4 separate regions of the Homo sapiens genome follow, and regions 1, 2 and 4 are each linked to region 3. A link is a contact called in ENCODE Hi-C or POLR2A ChIA-PET data. All regions are on one chromosome and are shown on one strand. The core of a region is the stretch at or near the end of the contact, and the rest is flanking DNA. Distances in the headings are between cores, read along the strand shown.

Region 1 (3,037 bases), core at 332-2,831, 2.3 Mb after region 3:
GCTGGGCGTGGTAGCTCACGCCTGTAAGACCAGCACTTTGGGAGGCTGAGGCAGGAGGATCACTTGATCCCAGAAGTTGGAGACCAGCCTGGGCGACACAGGGAGACCCCTCCCCCATCTCCACAAAAATAAAAATAAAATAAGCCAGGCGTGGTGGCGTGCACCTATAGTCCCAGCTACTTGGGAGGCTTAAGTGGGAGGCTCACTTGAGCCCAGGAGTTCGAGGCTGCCGTGAGCTATGATAGCACCACTGCACTCCAGCCTGAGCAACAGAGAAGACCCAGTCTCCAAAAAAAAAAAAAGCCCACCAAAAAAGTAAAAAAAAGTTGAAAATGATGACAGACCCTTTATTAGCACCTCTTACATGCCCGGGCAGTGAATTTATATCATCTTTCACAAATAGAAAAACTGAAGCTCATTCAGATTAGGTAATTTATCTGAAGACACAGATAAACCCCTCTCAGCGCCTGACTCTCGGCGCAATCGGGATGTTTCGCAGCGGGGCAGGGGCAGGGGCCGGAGCCACCGCCATCGCAGCCCGGGGAACAACGGACTCGGGGAAGCCCGGCCTGGCCCTTCAAGTCCCGGGCCCAGCAAGGGCCAGGACCCTCCCTCCCTCCCTGCAATCGGTCCCAACTCGCTGAATGAAGCTCATTCAGTTTAGGTAATTTATCTGAAGACACACGGTTAGTAAAAGGCAGAACCCAGGTTTGTATTCCGAAGCCCTCGTTCTTTCCACCACATTATTATGGCCTTCCTAACGGTAATCCTTACAATTTTAAATGAACATATACCATAGCTCCTCTCCTGAACACCGAGGGACGCTGGCTCACGGAGTTTAGAAAGTTAACGCATCTGGCCGGGCGCGATGGCTCACGCCTGTAATCCCAGCACTTTGGGAGGCCGAGGTGGGCGGATCACAAGGTCAGGAGTTCGAGACCAGCTTGACTAAGATGGTGAAACCCCGTCTTTACTAAAAATACAAAAATTAGCTGGGCATGGTGGCACAGGCCTGTAATCCCAGCTACTCGGGAGGCTGAGGCAGAAGAATCGCTTGAACCCGGGAGGTGGAGGGTGCGGTGAGCCGAGATCGCGCCACTGCACTCCAGCCTGGGTGACAGAGCGAGACTCCGTCTCAAAAAAAAAAAAAAAAAAAAGGAAGTTTACGCAACCCGCTGCGTCCCCTCCACCGCCGCGCACCCCGTCTCGCAGCTGGCGCGGTGTTTGCTGGTGACATGAACTCAACCAGCCTCCACCATCTGGGGATCGGGGCGACATCCTTGGTCTGGTTTGCAAGAGGACCCGCACGCCTCCAGCTGGGGCGGAATTGGAAGATTCAGAAAGGAAAGTTGGGGAGGCGGGGAAGGAAGGGTGCAAAAGTGACACTGTGCCAGGGTCTCCAGGGCCGCGGAGCTCCGGGACAGGCAGCGCCTTCCGAGCTGCACAAACGCGTGGGGCGGGGCGTCTCTGGATCCGGAAGTTGCCTCTGCCCTCACCAAAGATGGCGGCCCCGGCGCCGCTCGCCCACCTCTCGTAACCAATGGAACCGCGGCGCTCGGCCGATTCTCGCAGGCGCCCTCAGATCTACGCTCTCTGATGCAACGCCGGAATCGCGGAAACCGCCGGTGCACGTTGGAGTCATAAGACGGCGTCGGTGTTGCAGTCTGTGTCCTTGGAGGTGACCAGGGCCACTGCAGGCATGGTGCTAGGTGGGTGAGACTCAGTGTATGGCGCGGTGTTCCCTGCCTGGGGCAGGAACTCTGCTCCAGTCGGGTTTCGGCGCTTTCCTTAGTGCCTACCAGAGTGGGCGCCCCGCGAATGTTTGGGGACCGATTGCAGGGAGGGAGGGAGGGAGGGTGCTGGCCTTTGCTGGGCCCGGGACTTGAAGGGCCAGGCCGGGCTTCCCCGAGTCCGTCGTTCCCCCGGGCTGCGATGGCGGTGGCTCCGGGCCCTTCCCCTGCCCCGCTGCGAAACCTCCCGATTGCGCTGAGACTCAGGCGCTGGGACGGGTTCAGACACAGGGTAGCCCCTACTCCTGCAGTTCTTCAAAGTGATCGTCAGGAAGGGGCTTTAGGATTCTAGTTGTTTTTCTCCCACCCTCATTTTTTTATTGAGGTTTCCGGGGAGACCATACTGTGCAGTAGGAAAAAAAAAAAAAAAAAGAGAGAGACCTGGATGGATGTTAACTGTTCAGACCTACTAGTTGTGAGGCCTTCTGAAATTTTCTAACCTCAGAGCTTCTGTTTCCTTTAAAGTCCAGAGGGAGCTGGTGTTTATTTGCCATCTCTACAAAAACTGGCACTGGGATATCTGATTTGTATGTGTTATTTTATTTCATCCTCAGCACAGCCTTTCAAGATGGGGATTGTTTTTCCTATTTTATAGGTAAAGAAATAAGCTCAGAAAGGTTAAGTAAATTCTCCAGAGTCACCCTGCCTTTTAAGGTACAAAATCCAACATTCCAGCGTATGTCTGATCAACTTCAAAGCCCATATTTTATTTTTGGGTGCCCAATTAGATAGAATAAATATCACAAATTAAAATGATCAGAGTTCATTTTGAAAACCTGGATTATTAACTAATGTTTTTATGAGATGGATGTTATTGAAATGGAGTGGGGAAATAACTAGGATATTAATTACTTATGGACCTCAATTTTTATTAATCGATGCTTGTTCTGTTTACAAAGATAAGGAATGAATAAAGTAGTAAGGTGACTAATAGTTAATGGCCAGACCATAACTTACCCTCATTTTGTCAAACAGCAGAGCTGTACGTCTCTGACCGAGAGGGAAGCGATGCCACGGGAGATGGAACCAAGGAGAAACCATTTAAAACAGGTCTAAAGGTAGAGTCTCTTCTCATTAGGAAAATGAGACTGCATTTATTAATGAGTTATGTCAATTTTCTTGTGACTTGCCAAGAACTTAATTTCAAACACTAGGTTCCAAAGAGAATTTTCAGAAAAGGGAAAGTAAGGAATGCATACAGATATGTGACTTTAAGATTGTTAGATGATCAAAGTCTAAACTTACTT
Region 2 (2,794 bases), core at 124-2,623, 2.6 Mb before region 3:
CACCGCGAGTCCAGGGAGGCTCCGTGCGCCTTACCTGGGCCCTGGGGCCGGCAAACTTGCACGGCTCTACCTCCACCTCCGCGTCCTCGGGGCCCCCGCGGAGCGCGGCGCGGAGCCTCTCCAAGTGTTCCCTCAGGGTGACCCGCTGGTGGAAGGAGAAAGCCGGGTGCAGCGAGGCCATGGTGAAGAGCAGCAGCAGTTCCTCCTGGGCCCTGGAGCCAAGCCCGCCGCCGACCCGGGGCTCCACAATGCCGCCTTCCGGGCCTGAGCCGTCCTTCTCGGCGTCCTGCTCGCCGTCGCCGTCCTCGCCGCGCTCGTCCTCCGCGCCGCCCCGCGAGCCCTCGCCCCGGGCCGCGCGCAGGCTTTTGAGCACCGAGTCCACCTGGGGTAGCAGGCGGTGCAGACGGCCAGCGGCCTCCCGGTTCTCCGAGCCCAGCAGCGCCAGGTAGACGATGAGGCGCGAGCGCACCGCGGGCTCTCGGAAGTCGGCCAGCGGCCCCGGGTCCGAGAGGCCGTTGGCCTTGGCCTCCGAGTCGCGCAGGTAGTGGTAGTCCTTGCGCGCCAGGTCCTCCAGGCACGAGCCAAGGAAGCGCAGCTCCAGCGGGTTGCACAGGTCCAGCAGCCCGCACATGAACTCCAGGCGCTGCGCCGAGCCCAGCACCAGCCCGAACCACTCGTATACCCGCTCCTGCTCGCGCAGCGCCGCCGAGGGCCCCCCGCCGCCGCCCGGCATACCCGCCCCCGCCGCCGCTCCACCAGCAACAGGCGGCCCGAGTCCCCGGGGCGGCGGCGGCGGCGGCAGAGGGCCCCGCGACGGGCCCGCGGGCGGCGGCGGCGGCGGCGGGGGGCGGCAGTCGCGGCGGCGGCGCGAAGGCGCCTTCGCGCCCGGCCGCGCGTCCGCCTCGGGCTCCTCCGCCTCGGGCGGCGGCTCCGCGGGGTGCGTTGGCTTCAGCGGCAGCTTCATCCTCAGCATCCTCGGCTAGGGCGGCGCAGACATGCGAGCGGGGGCGGGCGGGAGGGGCCGCGAGGTGGAGCACGGGCCGAGGCGGCGGCGCGGCCGTCAGGAGCGGGGCCCCTCCATGCCGCCGGGGGAGGGCCGGGGCCGGGGGCGGGTCTCGGCCGGCGAGGGGGGCGGTGGCCGGCCGGCGGGGTCGCTGGCGTCGTCTTCCCGGGCTGGGGGCGGGGCGTGCCCGCGACGGCTCCTCCCCCTGGGCTCCTCGCCGGTTCTGGGAGCCCGGGTGCGGGTGGGAGCAAGCGAGCGAGGGTGTCCTCCTTCCGCCTCCCTCTCTCCGCCGTCCGCGCTGAGCCGGGGCGGCGGTGCCTGAGCTGTTCCCTCGCGAGCCGGTGAGGACGGAGCGGCTGGGTGAGGAGGTGGAGCAGCCGGGCCGGGCGGAGAAGCTTGCGGGCTCCGCGCACCTCACCTCCGCCAATCAGCACCGCGAATCGACGGTGACGTCGCTCTCCCCGCCCCCTGGGGGGCCGCCTTTCTCCAGGAAGCCACGCCCAACTGCTGGCCGGCCGCCTCCCTCTCGGCGGCTTCCGTGCGGTCCTAAAGGCTGGTGCTCGGCAGGAGGAGGACGCGGGCTGGGGCCGTGGGGCGGCGTGAGGGTAGCCCGGGAGCGGTGAGGAGCGTGCGAGGCCCACGTGAGCGGAGGGACGCGGCCGCTCTCACCTTTCCTGAGGGCCCTGGCCCGGCTTTGGACTCCTGATTCTCCTCTGCTTGCCAGCTGCCGCCCCGCCTCCGCCAGTGGTGCCCGGGCTGCCTGCGCGGCCGGAGTGAACGCGTCCCGGGAGCAGGGGTTTCTCCGAAGTGAGTGCGCCAGCCCCGGGACGAGCTCGTTCGAGTCCTCACCGCCCAGTGCACTTCCTGAAAGCCGGCGGTGGGCTGTCTCCCACCTTGTGAAACTTTGCCAGGTGTCGCTCACAGGGGACTGGGTCCGGACGCGGGTGGCGGCGCTGGTTTGCGGCCCCGGTTTGCGGCCCCGGCGCCGCGATCCCGGGCCGCGCCCACGCCCAGGCTGGAGGCACCGTGCGCAGGTGGGGACGCGCGGCCGGGAGGTGCGCAGCGGGACCCGGCCGGCCGAGGGTGAGCGCTGCTGGGGACGCTCCTAGTCTGTAACGCTCTGTGAAAATTATTTCCTGGATAGTTTAGGAAAAGCCTCTCCCTTCCCCGCCCCTAAACCTCTATCTTTTGGGAATCATTGATTTGCTAAATGACATTTCGGTGCCTAACCCATTTTGAATCCTTGTTCTGCTGTGAATTTCATGTGACTGGAGGAATTTAATAAGCTACCAACTTGACAGGCTTTAAACTTAAAAAAAAAAAGTTTTGTTACGTTTTTCAGATTTAGGCTTCCAAGATGTTTACACTCGCACTGTTACTTTTTTTTTTTTTTTTTTTTTTTTTTAGCAACATAGTCCAAATTTTTAAAACTCAGCTGGATCTTTTGAGGGTTAATTAAAAGGTGGGTTAAAAAAAATCTTAAGACTTTAAATTTAGAAGTCCTACTACAGCTATGTAGTAGGAGTATGCAGAAAGATAAGAATCACATTGTAACTCTTTGCGGTGGTGCTGGAACATCTGTTGGGAGAGCATATGCTGAACTCTGTTCACCTCACAAGTTTATGTCCTAAGAGGCTCATTCACAGTTCAGTAAAAGGGTGAACTGAAGCCTGAATCAGTTTCGGGGATGAAAGGGTGAGAGGGAGAACTGTTTTCAGCACATTTGAGGTTGGCAAAATATATAAAAGTCACTCTTTCTTGTAATTTGCTAGTTCTTTACAGTCTTTAGAT
Region 3 (2,827 bases), core at 5-2,504:
CACCTATAAATGTATTAGTATCAATCAAATCAAGTTTAAGAGGGACTTTGTGCTGCTTCCTGTTCTTGGGAATTAAGTCGGACCAGAAAGTGCTATGCATAAGTAAGATCCTTCAGAAAGAAACAAGGTCAGAATCCTAAGACATCACAAAAGGTAGACAAAGCTTTTTCCATCCCACACAAGCGCCAGAGACAGCAGCCTGTTACCAACTTAGGCATGGTCACATTTGCAATGCACCACTTCCTTCGCACGCCCCAGGAGCTCTATAAAATGAAAGTAACTTAAAAGGTGGGGGGGGCGTATAATCGTCTGATGCAACAGCAGTATGGCCCACACAGACTTCGGGCTCTGGGCAGTGACTGGGTTCTCTGTTTAGATTTAGAAAAAGCATGGGGCCGGGGCGCTGGCCTGAAAACTTACGATGGAGCTGTATGTATCGGGGTGGGGAGTGCGAATGAATGAATGAAAAAAAGGAGCGGACTAACTCCTATTCTCCTATCCCCACCTCCCACAATATCGATTATTTAAATGTTACAAGATTTTCTAGGCTCCTGAACACAGGGGCCCTTGTGGGGCCGTCTCTGGAAGCGCTGGGAGTCCAGGCGGTCCCCGGGGCTCTCTCCTGCCCCTTCTGCCGCGACAATGACTTTCTCCTAGAGACAGCCGCCTACACTTGCACTTGTTCCTCGTGGCCCCGGGGAAGGGCAAGTGGCGAGGAGGAAAGAGAGGAGGAAAGGAGCTTTTTGCCCCTGGTGAAACGCAGCTGCATCCCAATCGCAAATCCGGCTTGGTCCCTCGCCGTACCCGCCGTACCCGCCGGTCCTGGGGAAAAACCCCGAAGAACTTTCTGGAGGCGCCCCTAAGGCTCGCGCCAGGGCACAGACCTGGCCCGACCTTGACCCCCGTGCAGTCTGTGCTTGAGCCCCGGCGAGCTGAGCCCGCCCCAGCCGAGACCTCGACCCCGGCCCCGACCCCGCCCGGCCTGGGTCTTCGCTGGCCCCAGCGGGTCGGTACCTGCTGGAGCCCGCGCGGGGCTCGGTTGAGCGTTCTTGCGCGCCTTCTTCCCAGGCATCTCCGCCGGTGCCGCCGCCCACTCAGCTACAGAGCCCGGGAACCTCAGCCTCCAACTGGAGCACCTCGGACAGCTGCAGGACGCGAGCTGAACACGAACAGTCCTGCAGGCAGGGATGCTGGGATCGGGTGTCCGGACGCGCGGAGATGCCAACTACACACGGTGAGTGCCCGGGAAACTCTGAGATCCCCGCGCCAGAGACCACGCTTTTGTCCAGTGAGAACTTCCCTGGTGACGTAGGGAAACTAGACGCCCGGCCCGCCCCTGTCCCCGCCCCTGTCCCCGCCCCGCAGACGGCGTTATGGGAGCGGACGCGGGACGCGGGCGGGGAAGTACCCCGCTGAGCGCGACCTGCCCGGACACGCTCCCGACCCGCGGCGGCGCCGACCCGCGGCGGGGGGCGCAGAGCGCTCGGCCCCGAAATTACTTCCTTACAAAACGAGGTGGGAGGAGAAGGGGGTCGGCTTTGACCATCTGCAAACGCTGGACGTCGTCAGCGGCAGTGGTGGCGGGAGCTGGGAGTGGCGGGAGCTGGGAGTGGCGGGAGGGGAAGGGTTTAACCAGGAGGAACGTTGTGGGTGGGGAGAGACCAGAGGCCTTGGCAATTAGAGACTTGGGTAAACAAGCCCAGAAAAGAGATTGGAAAAGGAAACTTTTCGAACTTGAAGAGTATGGGCAGTAACAGGGAAGGGAAATGAGAAGAACCTTAATCACCGCAGAGGAGATGCCAGAGGCCCTGTGAGAAAGCTCCGGGTCCCAGGAAGTCACTGCAAACAGAAGCCCTGGTGCCAGCCAGAAAGAACATCGTGTTTGAGTTGGGAAGGGATTTGTGTGTGTCCTTCCAGATAGGTCGATATCGCCCATTGTGGATGTTTAGCAAAAACGAGTGGATCGTTATCATATGGAAAACGTTCAAATCTTTTGTGGGAGGGCTGAGCTACCTGGGAACGTGAAATTATTTGCATAATGTTTGGCGAGGCCATGAGTAATTCTACTATTATGAAGAGGAGTAATTAGGAGTGGTTAACGGTTACTGAGAGCCGCTTCATGCTAAGGACTTTGACATGCATTTTCTCATTCCGTCCTCAGAACAACCGTTGCTACTTTACGGGTGCAGAAACTGAGGTTTGTAGAAAATTGCCCAAGTTCACTTAGGCAGAGAGCACTGCCCTGATTCCGAACCAGGCAGGCCCACAGAGAGCAAGAGCTCTTACCCACTGTAGCCTTCCCAGCAATCAGTTTCTTAGAAAATGTGTGTTTTCGCCGAACGCGGTGGCTCACGCCTGTAATCCCAGCTCTTTGGGAGGCCGAGGCGGGTGGTTCGTTTGAGGCCAGGAGTTCGAGACCAGCCTTGCCAATATGGTGAAACCCCGTCTCTACTGAAATACAAAAGATTAGCCGGCCTTGGTGGTGCACGCCTGTCGTCCCAGTTGCTTGGGCGGCTGAGGCACGAGAATCGCTTGAACCTGGGAGGCGGAGGTTGCAGTGAGCCGAGATCGCGCCACTGCATTCCAGCCTGGGTGACGGAATAAGACTCTGTCTCAAAAAAGAAAAAGAAAAAAAAAGCGTGTTTTCATATTAGCTGTGCTGTTTAATGAAAAGATTGCAAATTCGTTGCATGGGCTCCCTAGAAGTGCTTAGTTTGGTTTACAGTATTGGCCTTCAAAATGTATTGTAAAAATTTGAATTGATTACCAACATTTTAAACATTGAGGGATTGCATGAAAAACCCAGATTCCAGCATCTCTTGGAAAA
Region 4 (2,975 bases), core at 442-2,941, 2.8 Mb before region 3:
CTCCGAGTCCATGCCTTCCTCCTGCACCCTCCACAGCTCCCCAAATCCCAGTTGGAAGAGGTAGTCATTTTGGATCTGCAATGGCTTCTCCTCCGCCTCCAAGCGCCGGGTGGTCTCTCCGTGGAGCTGCACGTACAGGGTGGGCGGCGGGGGCGGCGGAGGCGCCTTCTCCGCGGTCACCCCGCTCCTCCCGGGGGTAGACTGGAGGCCTCCCGGGGCCACGGCTGCCGCTGCCTTCTCCTCGCACGACCCCTCGCGGACGGCCCCGCCCGGGCTGTCAATGGCCCTCGGGGCTTTCTGCTGCGGCTGAGGCGAGGAAGCCGTCTGGGGAAGCGGGAGGGGCTGCGCGGGGTGGCCGGGACGGCGGGGCTGGCCCGGGACCCCCGTCGGGGCCGAGGCTGCGTCGGCCTCGAGCTCTTCCGACGACGACGAGGAGCCGCCGCCGCTGCTGTAGGGGTCCAACCGGTCAGACACGCTCTCGGCGCTGGGACTCAGACTGAAGCTCTCGGTGTCGGAGACCACAGGCCGTGGGGCGCGGGGCGAAGAGACAGGGCCCCCAACGAACGGCTCGCCGGGGCTGGAGTCCGAGGGCGCTGGGCTGGCGCGGCGCGACCACCCGCCCGGGCCGCCGACGGGCAGGGGTAGGTCGGCGGGGGGCGCGCGCGGAGGCCCCCCGAAGGCACCCGGCGCGCTCCTCGCGGGCGGTACCTCCGAGTCCCGCGGCTCCGGGGGCGCCAGCCGGGGGCCGGCCTCGGGGGGCGGTTCAGCGGGCTCCCGGGCGGCGGCGGCTCCGGGCCCCTGGCCCAGCACCTTCACCACGCCGCCGCCTTTGTGGCCCAGCTGCAGCAGGCGGGCGGCCACCTCGCCGGCCGTGGTGTCCAGTGTGCAGAGCACCGGGCGCAGGTAGGTCGAGGCCATGTGGCGGTCGAAGACGTGCACGCAGCCGCGCTGGAGCTGGTGCCTCACCCAGTCCCGGTCCGACGGCTGCAGCTGCAGCGTCTGCCGGTGCTTCAGAAGCAGCGTCTTCCTGTCCAGGCTCCGGGTGCACAGCGACGCCGAGGCCGAGCAGGAGGCGGGGAGGCCGGCAGCGCCGGGGGAGTGCGAGGCAGCAGCGGCCGAGGACGACGACGACGAGGAGGCGGCCGCGGCGGCCGCGGACAGATTCCTCTTCAGCCGCCCTCTCCTCAGCAGGAGGGAGTTGGCGCCGCCGCCGGCCCCGGGTACGGGGGCAGCCCCGCCGGCAATGGGCTGGGGCGCCCCGCGCCGCCTCCTGCGCCCGGCACCCCCCGCTCTGCCCGGCAGCGGCCCCGGCGGCGCCTCGCCTGGGGCCTCTTCCCGCGCCCCGCTGCCGCTGCCGTTCCCGCCGCTCGGGGCCGCCGGGGTCAGCGCGGGCTCCGGACTCCGGCCGCCCCCGGCCGCCGCCGCCAGAGCCGCCGCGGCCGCCGCTGCTGCTGCTGCTGCCGCAGCGGCGGCCGCCGGAGCCGAAGCTCGGTCCTCCCTGCCGAGCTCGGGGAGTCGCTGTACCGTGGCCGCGGCGGCGGGCTCCATTGCAGTGGGGCTTCGCGTTTCCCCCCCAGCTCCGGAGGCAGCGGGCGGAGAGGGAGGCGATGAGGCGGAGGTGGGAGACGGCGGCGGCGCGCGGAGAAGGGAGAAGCCAATGGCGTTGTGCGCGGCCGTTCCAGGGGATTATGTGGCGATTCGGAGCATTCCGTCGGTGTCTCAGTGTTCCATCCCGCGCGCCCGCCTCGCCGCCACCGCCCCCCCGACACACGCCCTCCCCGCCCGGGTCGCGGGCTCCCCAGCGCCGGCCCCGCCCGCTACCCCCGCCTCAACCCGGCGAACCAGCCGCGGATCTGGGCTCATTGAATATTAATCATGCGCCGGGAGCGGGAAGGCGGGAGGCTGGCAGGGCGGGAGGGCCGCGTGTGCCTCATAAATATTCATCGCCGGCATGACGGCATTCCAGGGAGGAGTGGGGAGAGCCAGGGGATGGCCGGAGGCGGAGCTTCAGGGTAAACAAACGTGACGCGTGCGTACGAGGGCGGGGTGGGGGGCAGTTTCCCGGGAGGTTCCTGAGCCGGCCTCGGAGAGGGCAGTGAAGACCGACGCGCGCGGTAAACCTTGGGAGTTGTGGTTCTCGTAAGGGGATCGGCAATCCCGAGGGAAACATGGTGGACTACAAGTCCCAGCGGTCCTTTGGTTCTGCTTCTCCTGGCCGCCAGCAGCTGGCCGTGGCCAGTGAGTATTGTGCCCTCTGCCGTTGAACTCTGTGCCAGAGTTCTTAATGAACACGAATGCTCATGTTCATTAACTTGTATTTTACCCGCACTCCAGCTTGCCAGATGACTTTTATTTTCCCTACTAATTAAAGGTGAGGGCTTTCAGGGACTGTAAACGTACGAAGGTCGCAGGTCCTGGTCCTCACCTGCGCCCATTGTATGAGATAGAGATACACACCCGTCACACCACAGCATCACTGGCAGTCTGAGTGGGCCAACCTCACTTTTTCCCCACTTTTTCAAGACCCAGGAAGACAGGCAGCGTCTGGGAATTCTAACTGAGGCTGTCGTTGAATGTGCTTGTTCGAAGGCACAACCCTAAGTCTGTCCTCTCCCTCTCCTGTACCTGAAAAGGAAAATAGCAAAGGACTGAGGTTTCATTGTTTCCCATTGCTCTTGAAGTCTGAAGTAGTTTAATGACACAGAAAGCACTGGTAAGTAGAAGAAACATTAGAATGGAGTATGAGATGGGCTTTTTCCACGTGTTCTGTCTTAACGTCTTCTCTGGTTTTTTTCTTTCATCATTCAGGGAAAAAAAAAATAGTTTCTACTGCCACAATGTTTAGTCGTGGTCTGAAAAGTTGTATTTTTCGTCAGTTGAATCAATGTTGTAATCATTGGGCAGTTTACTATTTAAAAGAATGTTGTACACCTTTTTAATTGAATTACCATTCCCCCAATTGCTTTGTAATTCGG

Evidence for each region. A loop is a pair of places that touch in the nucleus more often than their neighbours do. ChIA-PET counts read pairs that join two places held with the same protein, here RNA polymerase II (POLR2A). Pooled maps may share reads with other maps.
Region 1: a pooled map shows a loop between it and region 3 (6-fold over the local background). The contact joins the promoter of NARS1 here to the promoter of PMAIP1 in region 3. A Hi-C loop is called at or near these places in 7 of 50 pooled maps. POLR2A ChIA-PET finds 5 or more read pairs at or near these places in 2 of 52 experiments (BJ and activated naive CD4-positive, alpha-beta T cell).
Region 2: a loop to region 3 is called in a map of natural killer cell, with 5 times the contacts of the local background. The contact joins the promoter of ZCCHC2 here to the promoter of PMAIP1 in region 3. A Hi-C loop is called at or near these places in 5 of 168 maps with a recorded cell type or tissue (B cell, CD4-positive, alpha-beta memory T cell, naive thymus-derived CD4-positive, alpha-beta T cell and 1 more), 4 of 37 single-sample maps with no recorded cell type and 14 of 50 pooled maps. POLR2A ChIA-PET finds 5 or more read pairs at or near these places in 2 of 52 experiments (CD4-positive, alpha-beta memory T cell and T-cell).
Region 4: a map of CD8-positive, alpha-beta T cell shows a loop between it and region 3 (8-fold over the local background). The contact joins the promoter of PHLPP1 here to the promoter of PMAIP1 in region 3. A Hi-C loop is called at or near these places in 3 of 168 maps with a recorded cell type or tissue (CD4-positive, alpha-beta memory T cell, CD8-positive, alpha-beta T cell and naive thymus-derived CD4-positive, alpha-beta T cell) and 8 of 50 pooled maps. POLR2A ChIA-PET finds 5 or more read pairs at or near these places in 1 of 52 experiments (CD4-positive, alpha-beta memory T cell).

Annotation. Positions count from the first base shown.
Region 1 is chr18:57,620,380-57,623,416 of GRCh38, reverse strand. NARS1 (asparaginyl-tRNA synthetase 1) reads left to right here and starts at 1,581. Exons shown (of 14, transcript NM_004539.4): 1 at 1,581-1,709; 2 at 2,766-2,848. The coding sequence starts at 1,700. RefSeq lists enhancers at 1,308-1,647, 1,028-1,732.
Region 2 is chr18:62,521,604-62,524,397 of GRCh38, reverse strand. ZCCHC2 (zinc finger CCHC-type containing 2) reads right to left here and starts at 1,373. Exons shown (of 14, transcript NM_017742.6): 1 at 35-1,373. The coding sequence starts at 973. RefSeq lists silencers at 1-89, 980-1,479, 1,510-1,779, 2,010-2,119 and an enhancer at 91-664.
Region 3 is chr18:59,898,423-59,901,249 of GRCh38, reverse strand. It overlaps PMAIP1 (phorbol-12-myristate-13-acetate-induced protein 1), which reads right to left and starts at 1,254. Exons shown (of 2, transcript NM_021127.3): 1 at 1,015-1,254. The coding sequence starts at 1,072. RefSeq lists silencers at 888-1,097, 1,248-1,657 and an enhancer at 1,414-2,165.
Region 4 is chr18:62,714,257-62,717,231 of GRCh38, reverse strand. PHLPP1 (PH domain and leucine rich repeat protein phosphatase 1) reads right to left here and starts at 1,691. Exons shown (of 17, transcript NM_194449.4): 1 at 1-1,691. The coding sequence starts at 1,548. RefSeq lists silencers at 108-227, 328-427, 738-877, 1,088-1,317, 1,668-1,957 and enhancers at 308-1,270, 2,228-2,337, 2,428-2,487.